Linked DNA regions of Homo sapiens: all the other regions are linked to region 3. The links are chromatin loops, found by intact Hi-C in ENCODE. Cell type or tissue: mammary epithelial cell. All regions are shown on one strand. Region 1 overlaps SLF2 (SMC5/6 complex localization factor 2). Region 2 has its middle 73 kb from the start of PAX2. Region 3 overlaps PDZD7 (PDZ domain containing 7).

Evidence for each region. Peaks named below come from ENCODE experiments on the same cell type or tissue, not always from the same donor. Only the 100,000 strongest peaks of a DNase experiment are listed, where the experiment ranks them.
Region 1: it touches region 3 in a loop (25-fold over the local background); 2 of 110 quality-filtered maps call a loop at or near these places.
Region 2: it touches region 3 in a loop (6-fold over the local background); 9 of 110 quality-filtered maps call a loop at or near these places.

The regions. Positions count from the first base shown.
Region 1 is chr10:100,931,393-100,939,392 of GRCh38, reverse strand. SLF2 (SMC5/6 complex localization factor 2) reads right to left here. Exons shown (of 20, transcript NM_018121.4): 10 at 1,916-1,991; 11 at 657-798. Among named protein-coding and RNA genes, the nearest start is that of SLF2, 22 kb to the right of the region's middle. In mammary epithelial cell, a CTCF peak has its summit at 4,934 (motif pointing right); no DNase peak of the experiment used is centred here.
Region 2 is chr10:100,668,839-100,676,838 of GRCh38, reverse strand. No RefSeq gene overlaps it. Among named protein-coding and RNA genes, the nearest start is that of PAX2, 73 kb to the left of the region's middle. RefSeq lists a silencer at 5,569-5,748. In mammary epithelial cell, no CTCF peak of the experiment used is centred here; no DNase peak of the experiment used is centred here; H3K27me3 peaks cover 1,473 bases.
Region 3 is chr10:101,010,543-101,018,542 of GRCh38, reverse strand. It overlaps PDZD7 (PDZ domain containing 7), which reads left to right. Exons shown (of 17, transcript NM_001195263.2): 9 at 247-444; 10 at 2,116-2,166; 11 at 2,732-2,907; 12 at 6,285-6,376; 13 at 6,527-6,618; 14 at 6,782-6,853; 15 at 7,660-8,000. Among named protein-coding and RNA genes, the nearest start is that of LZTS2, 15 kb to the right of the region's middle. RefSeq lists enhancers at 4,252-4,301, 5,270-5,399. In mammary epithelial cell, CTCF peaks have their summits at 4,070 (motif pointing right), 5,219, 5,537 (motif pointing right), 6,936 and 1 weaker place; DNase peaks (open chromatin) are centred at 3,122, 4,882, 5,212, 5,372 and 1 weaker place; H3K27ac peaks cover 1,780 bases.

The DNA.
Region 1 (8,000 bases), 79 kb after region 3:
ACCTTTTTTTTTTTAAAGACAAGGTCTCACTCTGTCACCCAGGCTGCAGTACTGTGGTGAACTCGCTGCAACTTCCAATTCCCGGCCTCAAGTGATTCTCCTGCCTTGGCCTCCCCAAGTGTTGGGATTACAGGTGTAAGCCACCACACCCAGCCCAGTGTATCTTTTAACTAGTTACACTTCAGATATTTGAAGGTTATTGATTTCTCTTTACTAATTTTATACCCAGACACCCACACCAAATTTTCTTAGTTATTTGTCATAGTTTTTCACCTGAGTCTTAGGCTTCTATGTCTAGATTAACTCACATCTACAAATAATCTTTCAGCAACTCCTTTCCAATTTTTGTATCTCTTGTTTTTTTTCTCTTGTCTAATTACTTTGGCCAATACTTCCACCAAAACAATGTTAAATAACAAAGGAAAGTCTTTTAAAAAAGAAAACAAAACTTTTATGAGAATATTTCTATTATTTGCCTGCTAAACATGATGATGGCTTTTAGATTAAGACATGTTAAAAATGTATCTAATTCAAGATTGATCTCAACTTTGAGAGATCTTTTTAAAAATCAGAAATAAATATTAAACTTTAGCTATAATTATATATAAGTCGTACGAAATGATATTTTTGGCGTTAATTATGATGAGAAAACTTACACTAGATAGTCTTCATTAAAGTCTGGCTGAAGATTCTCCAGGGGAAACAAAGATCTAAAATCAATCCCCATATTGAAAAACACAGCTGCTACATCAGACAATGATGGGATCCATGGCCAAACTGGTGAGTCACTGAAGGTATCTAATTAACAGAAGAAAACATTTCATTCTAAATCTGTGGTCTACAAACCCACATTTGCAAGGTGACAGTCTGCAGGTGAAACATGAATAATTACAATGGTTTTATAGAAATGACAGCTGCTAATTTTATGCTAACAATACAGTTATAGGATGATCATAGGAATTACAGATTCCCAAATAAAATAAGAAAATGACATAAAGAAAATATCTGAGAGTGATGGATAAAAGGGTGTAACTCAGAAGGAAGTAACACATTTTAAAATGGCTGGAAATACCACTGATAAAATCCCAACTATCAATAACACAGGAAGACTTTTTATCATCTTCATTGCCTTTATAGTCCCAATCCCCAGGACAGATGAAACAGGTAAACCACTATGCTTGTTTTATTATAAGGGCTCTCAAAGATGAGAAAGCAAATGTTACACTTTTACAGTGGATGCTTTCAATATGCCTTACTGTATTATCAGTATAATACTGTTGCTTACCAATAAGCCAATTAAACTTAATTGGCTAAGTAAGTTTGGAACCATTTCCACTTATCAAGCAAAGTAAGCCATGATTTGGTAAACAGTAAGTGAGGGTTTCCACTTGCAAGATCTTATATTCTTTTTCTCAATGCAAGTAAGAAAATTCAGATACTCGTTGTTTAACTGAAGTTCCATTTCATTATTAAAGACTTTTGAGGTCGGGTGAGGTGGCTCATGCCTGTAATCCTAGCACTGTGGGAGGCCAAGATGGGTAAATTGCCCGAGCTCAGGAGTTCCAGACCAGCCTGGGCAGCAAGGTGAAACCCTGTCTCTACTAAAATACAAAACAATTAGCTGGGTATAGCGGTGTGTGCCTGTAGGCCCAGCTACTTGGGAGGCTGAGGCACGAGAATTGCTTGAACCAGGGAGGTGGAAGTTGCAGTGAGCTGAGATTGTGTCACTGCACTTCAGCCCGGGCGACAGCAAGATTCTGTCTCAAAAAAAAAACCAAAAAAAACGACTTTTGATTAGAAAAATAATTTTGTATTGTATATTTCCAAATATACTAACATTTAGCAATGTGAAAGATACCATGTAAATAGCAACCAATAATACACACGGTAAATCTTAATAAGTTGATATACTTACCATTTCTAATTGTTATTTCCATCAATGTACTTAAAATCTGCACTGACACAATACAGTCTGTATGAACTGACATCATCTGTCAAAAGCAGAGAAATGACAGGATATTAAGAAGAAAGAAAACACAAACATTCATTATTTGCTAGGCACATATAAAGTTGTTTTATGTAGGCCAGGCGCAGCAGTTCATGCCTGTAATCCTAGCACTTTGTGAGGCTAAGGCGGGCGGATACCTTGAGCTTAGGAGTTTGAGACCAGCCTGTGCAAGACGGCAAAACCCAATCTCTACAAAAAATACAAAAATTAGCCAGGTGTGGTGGCGCACACCTGTAGTGGAGGACTGGTTGAGACCAGGAGGTGGAGGTTGCAGTGAGCCATGATTGTACCACAAAAATAAAAATAAAATACAATAAGATAAAATAAAAATAAAGGCATTTTATGTGCATTTAATACTAATGATAACCTTATGAAGTAGTACTCATTACACATATGAGCAAATAGGTTCAGAGAGATTAAATATTCTACCCAACTAATATATATGATACGTGGAGAAGGTGGAATTTAATTCTAAAGTCAGAGCTCTTTACATTCTAACATGCTGCTTTTTTTTTTTTTACAACTTTCATTTATAATTAGACAAATATAACATTTGAAACTATCAAAAAATGTCTTTTTAGTATACAGCATGACATGAAACCAAAAAACCACAAAGGAAAAGGCTGCATGCAAAAATCAAACCACAAATTAATAAGATACAAATATACAAAATAATATACCAACATAGTTTTTCAAAGATGCTCAATATCACTAGATCAAAGAGATGTAATAAAAACAGTAAGATATCACTGGCTGGACGCGGTGGCTCAGCCTGTAATCCCAGCACTTTGGGAGGCCGAGGCAGGCGGATCACGAGGTCAGGAGATCGAGACCATCCTGGCTAACATGGTGAAACCCTGTCTCTACTAAAAATACAAAAAGAATTAGCCAGGCGTGGTGGCGGGTTCCTGTAGTCCCAGCTACTCGGGAGGCTGAGGCAGGGGAATGGTGTGAACCCGGGAGGCAGAGCTTGCAGTGAGCTGAGATCGTGCCACTGCACTCCAGCCTGGGCAACTGAGCAAGACTCCATCTCAAAACAAAACAAAACAAAACAAAACAAAACAAAAAAAGATATCACTGATTGACTTCAAAATTGGCAATGATCAAGAATATCGATAATACCCTAGTATTATCGATTTTCTAGTATTCATAAGAATACTAGAAAAGAGGAAAGCAGTCTTAATGCCTCAGGTGAGTGTAATTTGGTTAAAACTTTTACACTAGGGCCAGGCGCAGTGTCTCACACCTGTAATCTCAGCACTTTGGGAGGCTGCAGTGGGAGGATCATTTGAGCCCAGGGGTTCAAGACTGGCCTGAGCAACATGGCAAGATCCCGCCTCTACAAAAAATTTTTAAAAATTAGCTGGGTGTGGTGGGGCATGCCTATAGTCCCAGCTACTTGGGGGGCTGAGGGGGGAGGATCACTTGAACCTGGGAGGTTGAGGCTGCAGTGAGCAGTGATCGCACCACTGCACTCCAGCCTGGGTGACAGAGCAAGACCCTGTCTCAAAAAAAAAAAAAAAAAGAAAAAAAAAAAAACCCAAAAAATCCAAAACAACTAATTGGTAATATTTATGCCAAGTTATTATTTTATACTTTCATCTAGTTAGTCTTTGTACATACAGGAATTCAGATGCAAATAATATGCCTGTAATGCCTTTTTACATACAGGAATTTAGAAACAAATAATATACCTTTTTTTTTTGAGACAGAGTCTCACTCTGTTGCCCAGGCTGGAGTGCAGTGGTGCAACCTTGGCTGACTGCAACCTCTGCCTCCCAGGTTCAAGCGATTCTCGTGCCTCATCCTCCCAAGTAGTTGGGCCTATAGGCCTGCGCCACCATTAGGCTAGAGACGGGTTTCTCCATGTTAATCAGGCTGGTCTTGAACTTCTGGCCTGAAGTGATCCACCCATCTCATTCTCCCAAAGTGCTGCGATTACAGGCTTAAGCCACTGCACCTAACCTCTGATATAACTTTTTTTTTTTTTGGGACAGAATCTCGCACTGTCACCCAGGCTGGAGTGCAGTGGTGTGATCTTGGCTCACTGCGACCTCCGCCTCCCAGGTTCAAGCGATTCTCCTGCCTCAGCCTCCCCAGTAGCTGGGATTACAGGCACCCACCACCATGCCCGGATAATTTTTTGTATTTTTAGTAAAGACTGGGTTTCACTATGTTGGCTAGGGTGGTCTCAAACTCCTGACCTCGTGATCCACCTGCCTTGGCCTTCCAAAGTGCTGGGATTACAGGCATGAGCCATCACGCCCCGCCTGACATAACTTTTTACAAGACAATTTTTTGGGAACAAAAATCTCAAGTTTAAAAAAAATTTTTTTAAATCATTTAACAAAGTAATTTTATAGTGGATTTGTAGAGGAACACATATTGTATTTCTATTATTATCTTTTTCATTTGCTTAGAAGCCATAGATTGTAATACATTTAAATTTAAAATGTAAAGGGTTGCCGAGCACAGTGGCTCACACCTGTAATCCCAGCACTTTGGGAGGCCGAGGCAGGCAGATCACTCGAGGTCAGGAGTTCGAGAGCAGCCTGGCCATCATGGTGAAACCCCATCTCTAATAAAAATACAAAAAAAAAAAAAATTAGCTGGGCGTGGTGGTGGGTGCCTGTAATCCCAGCTACTTAAGAGGCTGAGGCATGAGAATCGCTTGAATTCGGGATGTGGAGGTTGCAGTGAGAAGAGATCGTGCCACTGCACTCCAGCCTGAGAGACCAAGAGAGACTCTGTCTCAAAATAAATAAAATAAAATAAGATAAAATAAAATAAAATAAAAATGTAAGGAGGAGTAACCTGAACTCTACTTTCAAACAGTCATATGGCTTGTGTCATTTTGAACACAATCTATGTGAAAAAAAAACTTCTGCTATGATGTTTGTGCTGTTAAGCTCTGCCACTAGGAGGCAACACCATTCACAGACATGTTACACATAGGACAAGGTTTCTAACAATCTTTTTGCGGTGGGTGAAAAATTCCACGGTGGGAAATACAGTGATTTCAGATAATTAAGTAAATGTGTAAAGGAGTATATACAGCAATCTAATGTCTATCAGTTGAGATTGGGTTAAATAAATCATGGTATAGCCTAACAAAGGAATACTATGAAGCCACTGAAAAGGATAACGTATCAACACTCTGAGATGAAATGCTCAATAATTTACTGCTATCTGAAATAAACAAGTTATAAGACACATTCACATGTTCTGTTTATGTTAAGTTACATGGCAATTTTTGAATGCAGAGAATACTCTAGAAAACACTGACCAAAATGTAACAGCTCCAGAAATTAGGACTTGGGAGTTCAGCCTTCTTATTTTAATTAAAAAAATTTAAACTGTTCACTCAAACAGATTCTGACAGAAACTTCTTTTTAAAAATATTTTAGGCTGGGTGCAGTGGCTCACGCCTGTAGTCCCAGAACTTTGGGAGGCCGAGGTGGGTGGATCACTTAAGGCCAGGAGTTCGAGGCCAGCCTGACCAACATGGTAAAACCCCATCTCTACTAAAAATAGAAAAATTAGCCAGGTGTGGTGGCACAGGCCTGTAATCCCAGCTACTTGAGAGGCTGAGCAGGAGAATTGCTTGAACCTAGGAGGCGGAGGTTGTAGTGAGCAGAGATCACGCCACTGCACTCCAGCCTGGGTGACCAAGTGAGACTCTCTCTCAAAAATAAACAAACAAACAAATAAATAAATAAATTTTAATCTCCTTTCCATTTTACTTGAACTTTTCATAATCAAACCTGAATTCCTTTTGAAAATTGTTAAAAAAAAAAAGTACTAACCTTTTTCTGGTCTACTACATTTAGACACTCATGATAAAATCACAAAAATGCAAGGATTTTAATTACATTTTAACATTAAACTTACAAAATACTGGTTAGGAGTATAGCATTAAAATGAATTGACATAATTTCTAAAAACTACTTACAAGTTGGTAAAGCCTCCCACGATGAAAACGGACTTGGAATCAAAAAAGGAGAAATGAGACAGTGTCTTACACAGGGAAAGTGTTTAATGAATGATTAGTCTGGTTTTCAGAAAATAAATATGAAATGTATTAAAAAACTGCTTAAATGAAGGTATGCTTGTATGTCATAATTAGGGTTTGAATGGCTATAACAATGGGCCCACATCAACAAGAGGCAAATTAACATAGATAAATGCAAAGTCTTACTTGGAGGTTTAAGAAATGATATACACAATTAGAGAATAATGAAGCCCTGGCATAACAGTAAAGGAAATTTTTTGTTTGTTTTTTTGATATGGGGTCTTTCTCTGTTCCCCAGGCTGGAGTACAGTGGCATGATTAGTTTTGAACTATAATAAGTAGAAATTTGTAGGTTTCTTCAGATGGGCAAGAGTCTCACTGAAAACTGCTGGTAAGACAGACCTTATCTGGAGCATGTGTCCACGTATCTTTAGTGGAGGCAGTGAGGGAACACTTTAGGAGTGACATTGACAAGCTACTCCTTTACTTGGATCTTACCTTAACCGCAAGACCTTCAACTACTTTACACTTTAAAAAAGCAAACTTTCTCTCTCACCCCGGTACTCTCTGTATCTACCTTACCCTACGTTTTCTTCATAGCACTTATCATCTGACACAATACATTTACAAATGTGCGCGCGCGCGCGCGCGCACACACACACACACACACACACACACACTTATTGTTTGTCTCCTCTACATTAGCATGTGGGCTTCATGAGATCAGAGACACTGATTTTTTCATTGCTGTTCTCTCCAGTGCCTGGCACAGCTGGCACTCAAAATGCCAACTATATAAAACAATGAACGAAAGTCTGTACTGGAATATCTCTCCAGTTCTCACCAAATACGAGATTTCTTGAAATGCTATCATAAAACCCAGAGTAGAAACTCCATGTTTTTCCCACTTTTCACTTTATATATAATAGCTGTAGTTCTCTGACACCATTGATACTTTTTTCCTTTTTGTTATAGGATTTCTGGGGCCAATACTCACATATTATAAAGGACTCTTTTATACTACGATTCCTTTTTCCTGAATGTATATTTTTCACACATTTAGGATTTTATTAAAGTGGAACACTCAGTAACCTGAGAATAATTTTTTTTTTTTTAAACAGATGTGGTCTTGCTATGTTGCCCAGGCTGATCTCAAACTCCTGGTCTCAAGTAATCCTCCTGCCTTGGTATCCCAAAGTGCTAGAATTACAGGCATGAGCCACTGCGAAGAATAACTTGTCATTCATAATCGTTCTCGTCTTTGAAAGAAGCATAATTCCAATCTAACTGAGTAGTTACTATAGTACTTGTTGATACAGAAGCTTTTATACTGGAAAAAGCCCCATCCATGCCCTCCCATATAAATGTCTTTTTTTTTTTTGAGACAGAGTCTCACTCTGTCCCCCAGGCTGCAGTACAATGGAGCAATCTTGGCTCACTGTAAACTCCACCTCCTGGGTTCAAGCAATTCTCCAGCCTCAGCCTCCTGAGTAGCTGGGATTACAAGTGCCCACCACCACACCTGGCTAATTTTTGTATTTTTAGTAGAGACAGGGTTTCACCATGTTGGCTAGGCTGATCTCCAGCTCCTGACCTCATGATCCACCTGCCTCGGCCTCCCAAAGTGCTGGGATTGCAGGCATGAGCCACCACTCCTGGCTGATACAAATGTCAAGAGTAAGAAACTTCTACATTTATCTGCATGAAGGTCCGAAGTATCTAGAGTAACACCAGAACTCCATACATAAGCATCAATGATACCACTGATATTTAAAAAGTTACCAATTGAGTTAACTTTCTGGAATTATCATATCTTAAATTTAAGATAATTATTTAAGTGGATTTAAGCGTTAAATATGAATGGGGAAAAGAAACACTTGGTTGGATTTGCATCCAAAAAAAAAACCATATATACGAATGGGGAAATATTAGCATACAATTAAAATTCTGAAAATGTATATAGGTACCACCATAAACATG
Region 2 (8,000 bases), 340 kb after region 3:
CAGACCTCATCCCCGCACTGAGGTGGGAATATAACCCTTTCTTAAGAATATTCATTCAGGACTTCAGCTTACTAGGTAGAGATTTATGATTATACAGAGAACACAGACAGATATACAATTATACTAGGAAACAAGGCTTACCTAGACCTTCATAATCACAGATGTGTCCACACACACACACACACACACACACACACACACACACACACAGAGAGAGAGAGAGAGAGAGAGAGATAAAGGCAGGAAACTGGTCTGAATCAAAGTTTTTGTTGTTGTTTTGTCTTTCAAGAAAGTGCTCATTCATTTAAGCCCCGGGTGTTCAATCTTTTGGCTTCCCTGGGCCACACTGGAAGAAGAATTGTCTCAGGCCACACATAAAATACACTAACACTAGCTATAGCTGATGAGCTAAATATAAATATATATGTGTGTGTGTGTGTGTGTGTGTGTATATATATCTGTGTGTATATATATGTGTGTGTGTGTGTATATATATGTGTGTGTATATATATATATAAAATGTTTTAAGAAAGCCTACAAAGTTGTGTTGGGGCATATTCAAAGCCATCTTGGGCTGCATGCGGCCCACGGGCCATGGGTTGGACAAGCTTGATTTAAGCAAAGGATAAAGGACTAATAATAACCTCTTTGGATAGGAATATACAGAGGTACAACCTTTGGAAAAGGCAGTTTGACAGTGTGTGCCCAAATATAAAATATCCTCGGTGCCCCTGTGTCCTTAAGAAAGGTTCCTTGTGTCCAGCCTGAATCCAATAATTCCATTTCTAAGAATTTACCCTAAGGAGATAATTGTACAAGTGCAAAAAGATCTGTCTGCAAATACATTCATCTCAGGGTGTTTTAAATAGTGCAAAACTGTCTGGGCATGGTGGCTCACACCTGTAATCCCAGCATTTTGGGAGGTTGAGGCGGGTGGATCACCTGAGATCAGGAGTTCAAGACCAGCCTGGGCAGCATGGTGAACCCTCATCTCTACTAAAAATACAAAAATTCACCTGTCGTGGTTGTGCACACCTATAATCCCAGCTACTTAGGAGGCCGAGGCATGAGAATTGCTTGAACCTGGAAGGTGGACATCGCAGTGAGCCGAGATTGTGCCATTGCACTCCAGCCTGGGCAACAGAGCAAGACTCCATCTCAAAAAATTTTTTTTTAAAAGTGCAAAACTGAGAACAACCTAGATGTTTGTCAACAGAAGACTGGCTCAGTACATAATGCAATGGACTATAATGCAACTACTAAAACAATCATATAGCTCTCTTTATTGAAACAGAATGGTGTTCATGCTGTATTATTGATTAAAATGGTAGATTATGGAACAGAACATACAATGTTAGTGTGTTTGTATTGCACACCTATATATATGTTTATTTAAAGGCAGAAAGATGTTTCTGGTAGGATGGTCACTAAAATAGCAACAGTGGTTCTGTGACTCCAGTGGGCTTTATTTCTGGCTTTCTTTATATTTTCTATATAGTTTACAATTTGTACAGTGATGATGTGTCTCTCTTTTTTTTTTTTTTTTTTTTTTTTTTTGGGGGGATGGAGTTTTGCTCTTGTTGCCCAGTCTGGAGTGCAATGGCGCAATCTCGGCTCACTGCAACCTCCGCCTCCCGGGTTCAAGAGATTCTCCTGCCTCAGCCTCCTGAGTAGCTGGGATTACAGGCATGCGCCACCATGCCCAGCTAATTTTTGTATTTTTAGTAGAGACGGGGTTTCTCCATGTTGGTCAGGCTGGTCTCGAACTCCTGACCTCAGGTGATCCACCTGCCTTGGCCTCCCAAAGTGCTGGGATTACAGATGTGAGTCACCATGCCTGGCTGTCTTTTTTTAAAAATAGAAAGAAAGAAAGCTGCTTTCTGCATGCTGTGCCTTCTCTGTGCCAGTCTCTGCTTGGCACAGACAGCACAGCAATGAACAAGGGAGTGGCTCCTTAGGAACTGCCCAGGATTACACCTCCACAGCAAAGGTGTTGGGAGTCACAGTGACCTTGATGGTAGCATCCCAAATGCCCTACAACTGCAAACTGTGTCCTCTTCCTCCTGCCCTGCCCCTTGCCTGTGTTCAAATGATCTGTGTTCATTTTTTGGAACCAGAGTGAGAAGATGGGGGTCACCTAGAGAACCTGTGGGCTTGGACATAGGGGAGGGGGGCAGCTGGGCAAGACTGGGGTGGCTTCAGAGACACCCTGTGGGGAGGAAAACCTAGGCCTGCTTCTGTCCTTGGTGCCCCTATGTCCATAAGAAAGGTTCCCTGTGTGCAGCCTGAATCATTTTTTACTTTCTTGGTGAAAATAATCCTCCTGAAAGTGCCTGAAATCATTCTCCTCTGGGGACACACTCCTTAAAACCTTGGGTCTGTAAGTGATCCTAGAAGCCAAGGATTTCATTGTTCCCCACACTAGTCCCATTTTGGGGGGCTTTAGCCTCTACTTGAATGCCTCCAGGGCAGGAAACTCACTCTGTCTTGAAATAGGTCTCTTCTGTTTCAGGCAGCTGTAATGATTAGAAAGTTCTTTCTTAAGACAAGAGCCCAGGTCAGGCGAGGTGGCTCATGCCTGTAATCCCAGCACTTTGGGAGGCCGAGGCTGGTGCATTGCTTGAGTCCAGGAGTTCGTGACTAGCCTGGGTGACATGGCGAAACCTCATCTCTACAAAAAATAGAAAAGTTAGCTGGTCATGGTAGTGTGTGTCTATAGCCCCAGCTATTCAGGAAGCTGAGGTGGGAGGATCCCTTGAGCCTGGGAGGCGGAGGTTGCAGTGAGTCAAGATCATGCCACTGCACTCCAGCCTGGGTGACAGAGCGAGACCTTATCTCAAAAAATAAAGGAAAAGGAAAAGAACCTGAATCTGTCTCCTGGAAGGTGCCTGTCCCCTATCCCTGCAAAGGAGACGTTCTTCAAGGATGGTTGTTACTATGATCTGACTGTTTCTGTCTCCCCCAAATTTGTAAGTTGTACCTGCCACTGACCTTCATGTCTATGGCCACAATCTCGGGCTTCTCAGACTTGCATTTTGCACCTTGTTATGTGGTTGATTAACTAGTGTAGGTCTTCCTTACTAGACTGGACTATTCCCTGAGGATAGGGGTCTACATCTTATTTTTGTACCCCTAGCGCCAGCCCAATGTGTGACACCTAGTAGACATGCAGGGAACAGTTGAATGAACATGGAGTTGTTGAAGAGGGGGTGCATGACCTTTGTGAAAGGCAAATTCAGCCTTTTGTCAAAGTTGGTCTTGGAATGGGGGGGTGGAGGGGAGAGAGGCATTCAACTTCATTTAATCTCAATGCTAGATGGTTGTGTGGCCTCAGGCAAGTTACTGGGTCTCTTAGAGCCTTAGTTTCCTATCTATGAAGTGAGGTACATAATAGTATTTGTCCCACATGGTTGTAATAACAAATCAAATGTAGCAATTAGTGCAAAGTGCCTGCCACAGTGCCTGCCACAGATTAAGTGCCATTACTATCGCTTTTGTTGCTTTTGTTGTTTTGGAGGGGGGAGTACACATGGATTATTATTATTATTTGGTAGTTCATTTCTACCACCTAGTAAAAACTCTGCCCCATCCTTCAAGCCTCCAGCTCAAATGCCACCTCCCAAATGCCCAGACATCCTCAGGAAGTCACTCTCCACTCCCCTGTTGAATAGACAGCACTGTATGTGCTTCTGTTTCAGCACTCACCAGGAACTGCCATCATTTGGAGACATCAGCCCCCTCCTCAACAGTGAACTCCGGGAAGGCAAGGGTAGCCTGGTAGTCTCAATCTCCCTTTGCCTGCAGTAGGTCTGACCTGTGGGAGAGGTTCAAAAATGTTGGGCGAATTTAGGGGAACTTCAGAGCTCCTGGAAATCTGAAAATGTATTGAAAATGGATGAATATGTGATAAAAATGGCCACTCTTCAAGGCACTGACTTGCTAATGGATTTCATGGGTGTCAGGGGCTAAAATATAATGTAAGTGATGCCACAATCTCAATATATTTAGGGCATCCCTCCTCCTTTTTTAAGAAAGAAAGGGGCCAGGCATGATGGCTCCTGCCTGTAATCCCAGTACTTTGGGAGACCGAGGTAGGTGGATCACCTGAGGTTGGGAGTTCGAGACAAACCTGACCAACATGGAGAAACCCCGTCTCTACTAAAAATACAAAATTAGCTGGACATGGTGGTGCATGCCTATAATCCCAGCCACTCGGGAGGCTGAGGCAGGAGAATCGCTTGAACCCGGGAGGTGGAGGTTGCCGTGAGCTGAGATCGCTCCCATTGCACCCAGACTGGGCAACAAGAGAGAAACTCCATCAGAAAAAAAAAGAAGGAGAAAGAAAGAAAGAAAGAAAGAAAGAGAGAGAGAAAGAAAGAAGAGAGGAAAAGAGAGACAGAGAGAAAGAGAGAGAAAGAAAGGAAGAAAGAAAGGAAGGAAGGAAGGAAGGAAGGAAGGAAGGAAGGAAGAAAGAAGAAAGAAGAAAGAAAAGAAAGAAAGAAAGAGAAAGAAAGAAAGAAAGAAAATTAGTCTGATGTCTGTCTGGAGATACCATTACCACAAAGGGGAGAGGTGTTCTCCTCTTCCCCTTCTTCCTCTCTCCTGCCTCACATGGTCCCTCTAGAGATTCCCTAGACAGTGTTCTCAGCCAATATTGCTCTGTTCTGGTCCAGGCATGCTATAGGCATGCTTTTGCAGGGGCTAGCCTGGAACACTGTTTCCTCTGTCATGCTAGCCCATAGATATTAATTTACCAGAAGTGTGGCTTAACGGGAGCAAAACTAGGAGGGGTGGGAAAAACGACCCCCGACCTCGGAGAGAGCTGTGATCGGGATCCTATTTCCCATGCACTGGTGCACCCACCTGTGGCCTTTGTGCACAGGTATTCCCTGTGGACTCAGCAGAATGTTAATAATAACTAACACTTAATAACAGTACTTGTCACTTGTATTGCATTGCATGGTTTCTCAGATCACTTTTACATAGTCTCATTACTTCAACTAATCCTCAGGGAGTGAGGTATGTGGGGCAGATATATTATTTCTACTTTGCAAATGGGGAAACTGAGGCCCAGAGGACTTGCCCAGGGCCACCCAATTAATTAAGGCAGAGCTGAGAGGTGAACTCACGTCTCAGGATGTTGCACAAACCTGGGCACTGGCACATATAGGTGTTACCTGCACACACCTGAGGTGGATTTTTAAATTAAAAATTTTTTTTTTAATTTTGGAGACGAGATCTTGCTATGTTGCCCAGACTTGTCTCGAACTCCTGGCTCAGGTGATCCACCGTCTCCGCCTTCCAAAGTACTGGGATTACACGTGTGAGCCACCGCGCCGAGACCTGAGCTGGGTCTTCAAGGCAGAGGCTCTAAAAGAGCTGAGGCTGAACTGTCCCAAGCCTCAGCTAGAGCCTCACAATGAGGCCTTTTCTTGTGACCCCATGGGGCTGATCTTGGCGACCCCACCCAGGCCCCCGCCTCTCTATCGCTCTCCGGGGGTGCCGGGCTGCTCCTGCTGGGCAGAGGGGCCAGGCAGGGAGCCGGAGCCGGAGCCGGCGGCCTCGGGTGGGTCCGCGCCCGCAGGTGCGAGGAAGGCTCGGGCCGCCAGCCCATCCTCCGGACCCGCAGACCGAGGCTCGGGCCGCACGCGGCCGCCCCCTGGTGGACGTCGGCGTGTCGGGCACGGCGCAGTCACCCGGCCCCGGCGGAGGCGGCGGGTCTCGTGGCTCTCTCGGGCGCCCGCTCCCCCGCCGCCTCCCCCGCTCCCTCCACTTTGGGGATAATTTAACATGTTTCACACTAACTTTCCCGTAATGGCCGCGGAGCCTTTGGAAATGCAGCCTCCCCGCTTTATCGGCGGCTGCGCTAATGGTTATCTCGCAGCCGTGCCCCCGGCGATCCTGTCAGGAGTAAATAGAAGCTGACACAGTCATTTGCTTAAATCTTCTCCACACTTTTGCCGCATTTCCCTCCAGAGGATACCCCTGAAACAACAATTATTTGAAATGTCACGCGTTTCTGCCCCTGGGCTACCAACAAATGAACATTAAATCTATTAACAGCAAAAAAAAAAAAATTAAATGTTTACTTTTCGGAAGGTGTGAGGGGCCTGAGTCAGGGAGGGGCCTAAGGAGAGTCAGGGACAGGGACAGAGGCAGAGACAGAGACAGGGACAGGGACAGAGGGAGAGACGGGACAGGGACAGAGGGAGCGACAGGGACAGAGGGAGCGACAGGGACAGAGGGAGAGACAGGGACAGAGGGAGACACAGGACAGGGACAGAGGGAGAGACAGGGACAGAGGGAGCCACAGGACAGGGACAGAGGCAGAGACAAAGACGGAGGGAGAGACAGGGACAGAGTGAGAGACACTGATAGGGGCACCAGAGGCAGAGAGGGAGGCAGATGCCAGGCAGACAGCTCGGAGCAGGGGGACAGGGTCCTGGGAAAGGGGAGAGACAGACAGACAGGGATATATCCATAGATATATAGATATATCCATCTCCCTATCTATCTATCTCTCTCTCAAATTTAGAGAGAGAGATATACGTACATGCGTGTATATATAGAGAGAGCCCAAAGACACATAGAACAAGACAAAGCAGAAATTGAAACCAAAAAAAGACCACTGTGGAAAAACAGACTCCAAGACAGAAGGGAGGAGGCCAAGGCAGATGCCCAGAGTATGAGACACCAAAAAAGGCAGAAAGAGGCACCCTCCACCCATAAATGGCAGCCCTCCCACCCCGCATTTTTAAAAAGTTAAGTTAAAACCAGAACCCACAGCACGCTCTGCTAATGGTGCTCACCAGCTTAGGGTCTCACTCCCACAGCCTGGTCCTCTTTGGACCTTAGCGGGCCTTGCCTGGTCAGCCTATCCAGGAGGGGGAGGTCTCATGCCCCTCATCACTGGTCCAGCAGCAGAATGTGTGAAAGGCATGGAGACCTGGAAGCAGGAGATTTTGGGGACAGCAGAGCAGGTGTCACAGCAAAGCAGATAGGCCACTGCTGGCCTCACAGCGTCTCGGGCCCCATGGCCATGCTGGCCCACACCGCGGCTCAGTTTCTCCATCTGTACAGTGGGAAGCAGGTCCCTAAACCACTGCAGGCGACCCCAGTGAGCCTGAAGTGTTCTCACAAGTGCAGGGGCTCAGTTGTCCTCCCGTGGGCCCGTGTGACAGTGGAGAGAAGTCGTGCCTGGTCATGTGGAAGGATCTGAGGTGTGTGATGTCGTGCTTTGGTTCCCATAGGTCAGTGCCTCACTCATGCAGGTGTCTGTGGCCATAGAGCACCCCCAGTGGGGAACCGCCCAGGGCAGGGCAGGAAGCTCTCTGGTCATGGAGGGCCATGCCTGACACCAGAACCAGGGCTCAGTGAGGGTCCTTTGAAGGGTTTGAGGGGCAAGCAGTGGAGGGGTCAGTGAGGGGGGTCAGAGAGAGGGTCCTGGGAGAGGAAGGACAGCTGGAGGAGCCAGTGGGTGGGTGGGGCTGCATGAGGGGCTGGTGTGAGCTGTTCTCACTTCCTGACTCCTCCTCCCCTGGCGTCTCTCCCACCAGGGGACATTTTCTGTGACATTTTCTGTTGAAATATAAATGGGTTGAATTTCATCGTGTGAGGTGGAGGGCTCTCTGGGTCCTGGGCCAGGCGCCTCTGGATCCCTCTCTCGCCCCCTCCTGAGGACGGCGTGTCCAAGCTGGGGCTGCACCGCCCGGACCTTCGTTATGTGTTACTGGGTATGAACACTGGCTCCGTACACTCCATACACCAATAACTCATGTTCAAACACAAAAGCAAAGTTGTGACTTTGCTCTCACACGACTGCTTTAAATTTGCACATTTTAGCTGCATATGAACCCACACTCTGAATTCTACATGCCAAGCACACTCAAGTGTACACACAGATGCTCACCTTCCACATTCGAACATCACCTTGCACACTCAGACACATATCCAAGATCTCCTTCCCCCGTCCTCCACCCTGACCATGCCCACCCCCATCC
Region 3 (8,000 bases):
AACACACGCACGCATGTGTGCCCTTCTCTAACTGGGCCTCAAGGGAGATTCCTTACATAGCCACAGCTGTGCGGTGGGGAAAAGGGTCAGAAAGTCGGAAGAGGAACCGCACTCTCACCCCGGCGTAGCTGCAGATCCTGTCTGCCCTCTCCTCTCCCTTCTCTCTGTCCCTCCCCACACCCCTGCCCCTCGTCCTTCCCTTCTGCCCACCCCTCCAGCTCCCCCGTTGCTCCCTCGTGTCTGCAGAGGAGAAGCAGCAGCGGAAGAAGGAGAAGTCGGGGTCCCCTGGGGAGAAGGGTGCCCTGCAGCGCTCCAAGACGCTGATGAACCTCTTCTTCAAGGGAGGGCGGCAGGGGAGGCTAGCGCGGGACGGGCGCAGAGAGGCCTGGACACTGGACAGCGGGAGCCTGGCCAAAACTTACCCTCGCCTGGACATAGAGAAAGGTAAGTAGTGGGCTGATCAAACAGGAAGGCAAAGTGAAGTCCACTAGCTTCGGCATTCAGCAGTTCTGAGTTGAGATCCCACACCGCGTCTTACCAGCTGAGTCCCTACTCAACCCCTGAGAGCCTCAGTTTCCTCATGAGTAAAATGGGGGTAATAATACCTATTTCTTTTTCTTTCTTTCTTTTCTTTCTTTCTTTCTTTCTTTTCTTTCTTTCTTTCTTTCTTTCTTTCTTTCTTTCTTTCTTTCTTTCTTTCTTTCCTTCCTTCCTTCCTTTCTTTCCTTTCTTTCTTTTTCTTTCTTTTTTTTTTTTGAGATGGAGTTTTGCTCTTGTTGCCCAGGCGAGAGTGTAATGGCACCATCTCAGCTCACTGCGACCTGCGCCTCCCACGCTCAAGCGATCCTCCCACCTCAGCCTCCCAAAGTGCTGGCATGACACGTGTGCATCACCATGCTCAGCTAATTTTTTTGCATCTTTTTGTAGAGATGGGGGTTTCACCCTGTTGCCCAGGCTAGTCTCAAATTCCTGGACTGAAGCTATCTACCCGCCTTAGTCTCCCAAAGTGCTAGGATTACAGCGTGATCTACCACACCTGGCCAATCCCAACTACTCTGGAAGCTGAAGCAGCAAGATCACTTGAGCCCAGGAGTTTAAGACCAGCCTGGGCAACATAGCAAGACCCTGTCTCTAAAGAAAAAAAAAAAGTAAAAGAAAAATAAAGCACGTCTTGGCTCAGCTGCTGATTTAAGCTGGGTCTAAACATCTGAGCAACATCATCAGACATCTGTCCCCCTCCATCTCTCCCATGAGTTGACTTCGCTATTGTGGGGCTTTGCCCACCTGGGGGTAAGATGACCTCTATTGCATAGCAACCCCAGGGGAAAGTGCTTCTCCTTAAATAGTTCCAGCTGAAGTCCCAGGGTAGGCTCTCCCTGGCCCAGCTGAGATCCTGTGCCATGCAGAATAAATCGCTGTGATGTGGGAGGGAAAGTGCTTTTGTTGGCCAGCCTGGGTCATGTACCCACCCTGGAGTACACGGGCTAAGAACAGAGTGGGGTGGGTCCCCAGGGGAAAATCAGGGTGCTGTTTTCAGAAGAGGGGGGTGGATGTCGGATCAACAAAACAACCAGAGGATGAGGAGCTGGACCCTGCTTTGCCCTGGGGTGGGATGTTCTGGGGTCTCAAGGTGATTGTACCATGGGAGAGACAATCCCTTCCAATTACGGCTGCCTGGCCCCTCTCCGTCAGTGCATCTCTCTTCCCACAGTTCCCAAGTCCCTGCCCTCTGCTGGTTCTCCTCCCACCTCTCTGGCCACTCCTCTATCTCCTTCCAAGGCTCCTCTTTTTCCCTCTGTCCCCTGAAGGTAGGTACTTCTCCAAGCTCTGTCCCTGAGGTTCTTCCCTCCATACATTTGCTTCCAAGTGAATTTGCATAAGCAGTGCTCAGACTGCACCCTGTTTTGATCCAAAACCGTCCTGACTCCCCATTGCCTATGAAGGAAGTCCATAGCCTGAGCATTGCCTTCAAGCCCCTCAGGGCCAGGCCTCTTGCCTCCCTATCCCACCTACTTCCAGTCTGAATTCTCCATTCCAGCTTGTCCTGAGCCCTCCTGAACCCCATTTTCAGACTGGGGGCCAAGGCCTGCAGCTGAGCCTCTTTCTTCTTCATAGCAGGGGGCGTGGGCCCGGTACAGAAGTTTGTCACCTGGAGACTGAGACGTGGTAATTCATGCATCCCTTTACCAAGGCCTAGTTTACAGTAGAGCGGCAGATGAGGGTGCATACTGGGGGCCAGCTGAGTGGCTCTGGACTAAATTCAGTCAGGGTCAAGCATGGGGGATCAGGCAGCTAGAATGGTATGTATTGGGGGCAGCTAAAAGAATTGGACTAAGCTGACTAGGAAAGATAGGGTGGCAGACAGATATTGGGATGCATTTTAGGAGCTTGTGTTGGGACTCCCAAAGATATATTTGGGGGTGATGAGGGAGCCTGTGCTGGGCCTCCACTGGGCAACAGACTACTATGACAGTGCATGTTCAGGGGGCCCTGGGGGCACTGGGCTAAGACCCCATTAAGAAACAGACTGGTATAGGGGTCCATGTTGGGGCTGAGGGCTGGGGTTTGTGCTGCATTGGTGGGCAGGTTGCTGTGGGCTACCATGGTGGGGAGCATATAGGCTAGGCTAGGATTCTGCCCCAGGTACCTGGGCTCTCAGCTGGCCAATTCTGGGGCCCAGCCCTGCTGAGGGAAGCCCCTCTCCCCTCCCCTGATGGTTCCTGCCCTGCAGACCAGGAGAGGGGCCGGGCCCTGCTGTCTGCCAGGTCTGGGAGTCCCTCCAGCCAGCTGCCTAATGTGGATGAGCAGGTTCAGGCCTGGGAGAGCCGGCGGCCCCTCATTCAGGACCTGGCCCAGAGGCTGCTGACTGATGACGAGGTGCTGGCTGTCACCCGCCACTGCTCCCGGGTAAGCCTTCATCCCATCCGCAGCCCTGGCACACGGTCCTTCAGTCACCCAGCCCATCATTCATTCAGGCCACTGTCCACTGACCAGTGTCTGGGCTTGACACCAGGAGGCTAGTGGTCAGTAAAATCAGAAGTCACTCCTGTCACACACACACACACACACACACACACATCTGCCAGCTCACAGGAAGAAGAGCTAGAAAATCACTAGAACCTAAACGCCCATGGTGATGAGTCACATGAAGAGCTGAAGAAAAAGAACATGAGACGGTAACCCAGGAGACACACATTAGATGGTGTGGGCTGGGAGGCCCTCCTAGAGGAGGTGATATTTAAGCTGAGAAGAGAAGGAGCGGACAGGTGCCACGTGGGGAAAGTGAGTCCCTGCAGTCGCCTGCCTCTGCCCTCTGCAAGCCTCCATCCTTCACTGCATGCCACCCTCTGCTCCTAGGTCAGCCAGTAAGCCTGGCTTCATGCCAGGTCCTCTCCCCTGTTGCCCAAGTAAGTAATCCTTTGCCTCCCCCAACACCTAAACTGTCGTTCTCTGTTCTCTTCCACTTCAAAAAGAACCAGAGCGCCCCAGGGTGGAGAGAGAGTCAGATTTGAAGGAGTCTCTGGGGCCCACCTGTTGGGGAGGCTGTGGGGCACAGGTCACTCACTCCAGGACTGGCAGGTCCTCTCCTGTCCCTGTCTCAGGAAGGCCTGTGTGTGTACACTGGGCTCTTTGTGAGGAGTCTGCACACTGTGTGTGAGGGCGAGCTGGGGGGTCTTGAAAAATTGTTTGTGGATTCCCTCACCCTTCATCTTACTCAAAGTGGGGCTGTGTTGTATGTCTGTGTGGTGTGTGCACTGGCGTGTCTGTGGGGTACCTGGTTTGTACTGATATGACTGCATGATTGTGTGTGTGTGTGTGCATGTGAGCAAGCACGTGTCTGGCTAGCGTGTGTGTGTGTGTGTGTGTGTGTCCATGCATTGTCACCTGGAGACTGAGACATGGTCATTTATGCATCCTGTTATCAAGGCCCGGTTTGCAGCAGAGCTGCAGATAGGGGTGTGTGCTGGGGGAAGCTAAGGGGCTTTGGGCTAAACTCAGAAAGTGTCACCCTTAGCTCCCAGCGCTAAGTAGGGCAGCGTGTACCAGCCTCCAGTGGGCCGGCAATGCAGGCTTTGGCCACGAGGTGGGGCTCTGGGTCTGTCTCTTTGGAGGCTCCTTTTCCCTCATCCCTCCCTTCTCCTCTGCCCAAACCTCCCACTTGTGCCCCCATACCACCTGCCGAGCTCAACCACCACCCAAACCTGACCCAAGCCCCCCACACCAAGAGATCAGACCCTCTGCGATGGAGCCCTGGCTGGAGTGATGAGTAAAGTTCTCCTAGTGACTGGGGCATGTAGCCCTGAACTCCAGGCTTCCCTTCTCTCCCCATGTGAGCCATCTCTCTACAGCTGCCAGACCAGGAATCAGAAACCCCTGTCTGGTTGGCCAGGCACGGTGGCTCACGCCTGTAATCCCAGCACTTTGGGTGGCCGAGGTGAGCGGATCACCTGTAGTCAGGAGTTCGAGACCAGCCTGTCCAACATGGTGAAACCCCATCTCTACTAAAAATACAAAAAAAAAAAAAAATAGCTGGGCATGGTGGTGGGCGCCTGTAATCCCAGCTACTCGGTAGGCTGAGGCAGGAGAATCGCTTGAACCCTGGAGGTGGAGGTTGCAGTGAGCCAAGATCGTGCCATTGCACTCCAACCTGAGAACAAGAGCGAAAATCCATCTCAAAAAAAAAAAAAAAAGAAAGAAAAGAAACCCCTGTCTGATCGCTGTACACTCCCCAGGCCACCTGGTGACCCATTGTCTTTGGCAGAGGTGACCCATTGTCTTTGGCTCTCACATTCGAGGTCCTCCCAGATTCAACTCCCTAACCCACCAACCTCCACTTTCCCACGGCCGCCGCATAGGTTTATACAGGTTACAACCTGCACAACCTCAGAGACGCTACTCATATAGTCACAGCCTGTGCAGCAGCCCTGCAGGGAGGCTCTTCATGGACCCCATGGCCACGTTTAAACCACTATCTACTCGTTTTTCCACACCACCTTTGCAACACTTTCTTCCCAACTTTTGTGCTGTTCCCTACGTCTATCTTCTAAGAGTCAGTCAAAATACCACCACCTCCATGAAGCCCACTGGGATCTTCCCACCTTCCTCTGAGACTCCCTGTGCCCCATTGCCCATGGTTTGTAGTTCACCAGGGTATGTGACTCATCTTCCCCTCGCTCCCACTAGACCCAGTTCCTGAAGATCTGAGACAGGATCATTGTGCCCCTGCTGGCCAGTACAGGGCCTGGCACTTAGTAGGTACCGAATCCAAGTCCATGGACTTAAAGCGTGTGCACATATGAGGCTGGTTCTGCACCACATGTGTCTCTCCAGACAAAAGGGAATGTATTATTGATATGTGTATGTGTGAGTCGCTGTAACTGTGTGTGGTTTGGGGCCACACACATCATTTGTATTGTATTTATTTCCAGATATTTATGAATGACTCACTCTGACCACCAAGGCATGCTCTGTCTCTGTGCCTGTGCCCATAGAAAGTGTTCTATGCGTGCGTGTCCCTGACTCAGTCTCCCTCTTGCCACGAGGGGGCGATGTGCTGTCCAAATGGGATGGCTCCCAGTGTTCAGGTCTTCAGAGTCAGTGGGGTGTGGCTGGTGGCATCCGGGCAGTGCCAGGCAGAAGGGGCTCCACCCCGCCCCCCTCCAAGGGAACTGATTGGAGAGGCCCTTCCCCAAGGCTCCTATTCTAGCCCCGAACAAAGCCTAATTTGTAGGTCTGTGTGCAGACATATGCTGGGACAGCCAGGCACACAGCCTAGAGTTTGGCTCAAATTCCTTCCTTCTGCCTGGGATGTGGGGGTGGGGAGGAGAGTCCACTCCCTGCACATCCTTTTCCGGCACCAGAGCAGGCAAGAGTTAGACTTCCCGGGTTCCAGTCCCTCTTCACACTTCCTTATCTGTGTGGCTTTGAGTGAAGTCCTTCTCTCTGAGCCTGTTTCCGCATCTGTAAAACGGGAATAATTAATGCCATTTCTCAGGGTGGTTGCTGAGAGACAGTATGTAAAAGGCTTAGAAAAGTGTCTGTCCCAAAGCTGTTATCGATGCTGTTGCCATTTATTGCAGGTCTGTTATTACTGCAGGCTTCCACCCTGTCACCAAGATCAGACCACCCTGTGGCAGCTGGGGGTGGAGTGAACCTTTCCCAAGGCACGCAGGGCTGGATAGGTCCCTACATGCGTAGAAGAAACACCTGCATGCCCTGGTGTCCCCCTCACTCAGCTCTGGAAGCCCCCACTGCTGTCTGACCTGTGCTGCCTCTATCTGCAGTATGTGCACGAGGGAGGCATAGAGGACCTGGTGAGGCCCCTGCTGGCCATCCTCGACAGGCCGGAGAAGCTGCTACTGCTGCAGGACATCAGGTGGGAGGAGGTTGCAGAGAGGGCTTGGGGGCAGGAAGGGGATCCCTGGTACCACCCCCAACCTCCCGAGGGCTGAAGGGCATCCTGGCACCTCCGGAACTGAAATCCTGCCTGCCCCTCCCACCCCTGCTGTCTCTCGCCCTCTCCCAGGAGTGTGGTGGCCCCCACAGACCTGGGCCGCTTCGACAGCATGGTGATGCTTGTGGAGCTGGAGGCTTTTGAGGCCCTCAAGAGCAGGGCAGGTCAGCAGTGGGGGGCGGGGCTTCTGGGTCCTGAGCCCTGCTGGGGGTGGGGATGGGACCCCGTGGTGGAGAGGGCTGCAGAGATTGCCGAGCCCCTTGAGCTGCCTCCGTCCCGGAGCCTGGCGGGGTACCTTGCCGCTGACCTGTTCATCTCTCCAACCAGTCCGGCCTCCTGCTTTGAGACCAGCCCGGCAGGACACGCCACCCAAGCGTCACCTTATCACCCCCGTGCCTGGTCAGTCAGAGTCCCAGAGCCCAGGGAGGGGCACAGCCCTGGGGAGATTAGGGAAAGGAGGATGGGCCTTCTACTTCTTTCCCCACTAGGGGCAGTTGTGGCTTCCAGGCACATTGTGGTTCCCTGAAGGAAAGCTCTTGTCCACCAGAGCCATTTTATCACATCTGCTGGTCACCACCTGTACTATTACTTAATAGTTGGTTTGAAACCCACTCACTTTTAAAATCTAGTCTCATTCTATGCAGTAACCTCTGAGAAATTACGTTTGGTGTGCTAGTCGTATTTTTTCTTAGACACATTAAAATAGAACGGTAACGATTCCAGCAGGAAGCATTAAAATGTAATTCTAGGCCGGGCGCGGTGGCTCACGCCTGTAATCCCAGCACTTTGGGAGGCTGAGGCGGGTGGATCGCTTGAGGTGAGGAGTAGAGACCAACCTGGCCAACATGGCGAAACCCCGTCTCTACTAAAAATACAAAAATGACCTGGGCTTTTTGGTGCACGCCTGTAATCCCAGCTACTCCGGGAGGCTGAGGCAGGAGACTCGCTTGAACCTGGGAGGTGGAGGTTGCAGTGAGCCAAAATCGCGCCACCACGCCTGGGCAACAGAGTGAGATTCCATCTCAAATAAATAAATAAGCGATTCTAATAGAACATGTCTGTCTGCCTCCCCGGTGGGTGGGCCGCACTGCAGTGGTGCCTGAACAAACTCGGGCCTGGCTCTCACAGGCCCCACACAAACCAAAGCAAGGCCTGGGTCCTGGAGAGGGGAGGAGTGGGCAGCTGACCTTGGCGCTCTTCCCCAGACAGCCGCGGAGGCTTCTACCTGCTGCCGGTGAACGGCTTCCCGGAAGAGGAAGATAATGGGGAGCTGAGGGAGCGGCTGGGGGCCCTCAAGGTCTCCCCAAGTGCCTCTGCCCCTCGCCACCCCCATAAAGGGATCCCCCCTCTACAAGACGTGCCAGTAGATGCCTTCACCCCCCTCCGAATTGCCTGCACACCCCCTCCCCAGCTACCCCCCGTGGCTCCCCGGCCCCTGCGGCCTAACTGGCTGCTGACAGAACCCCTGAGCCGAGAGCACCCTCCGCAGAGCCAGATCCGGGGCCGGGCTCAGAGCCGTAGCCGCAGCCGTAGCCGCAGCCGCAGC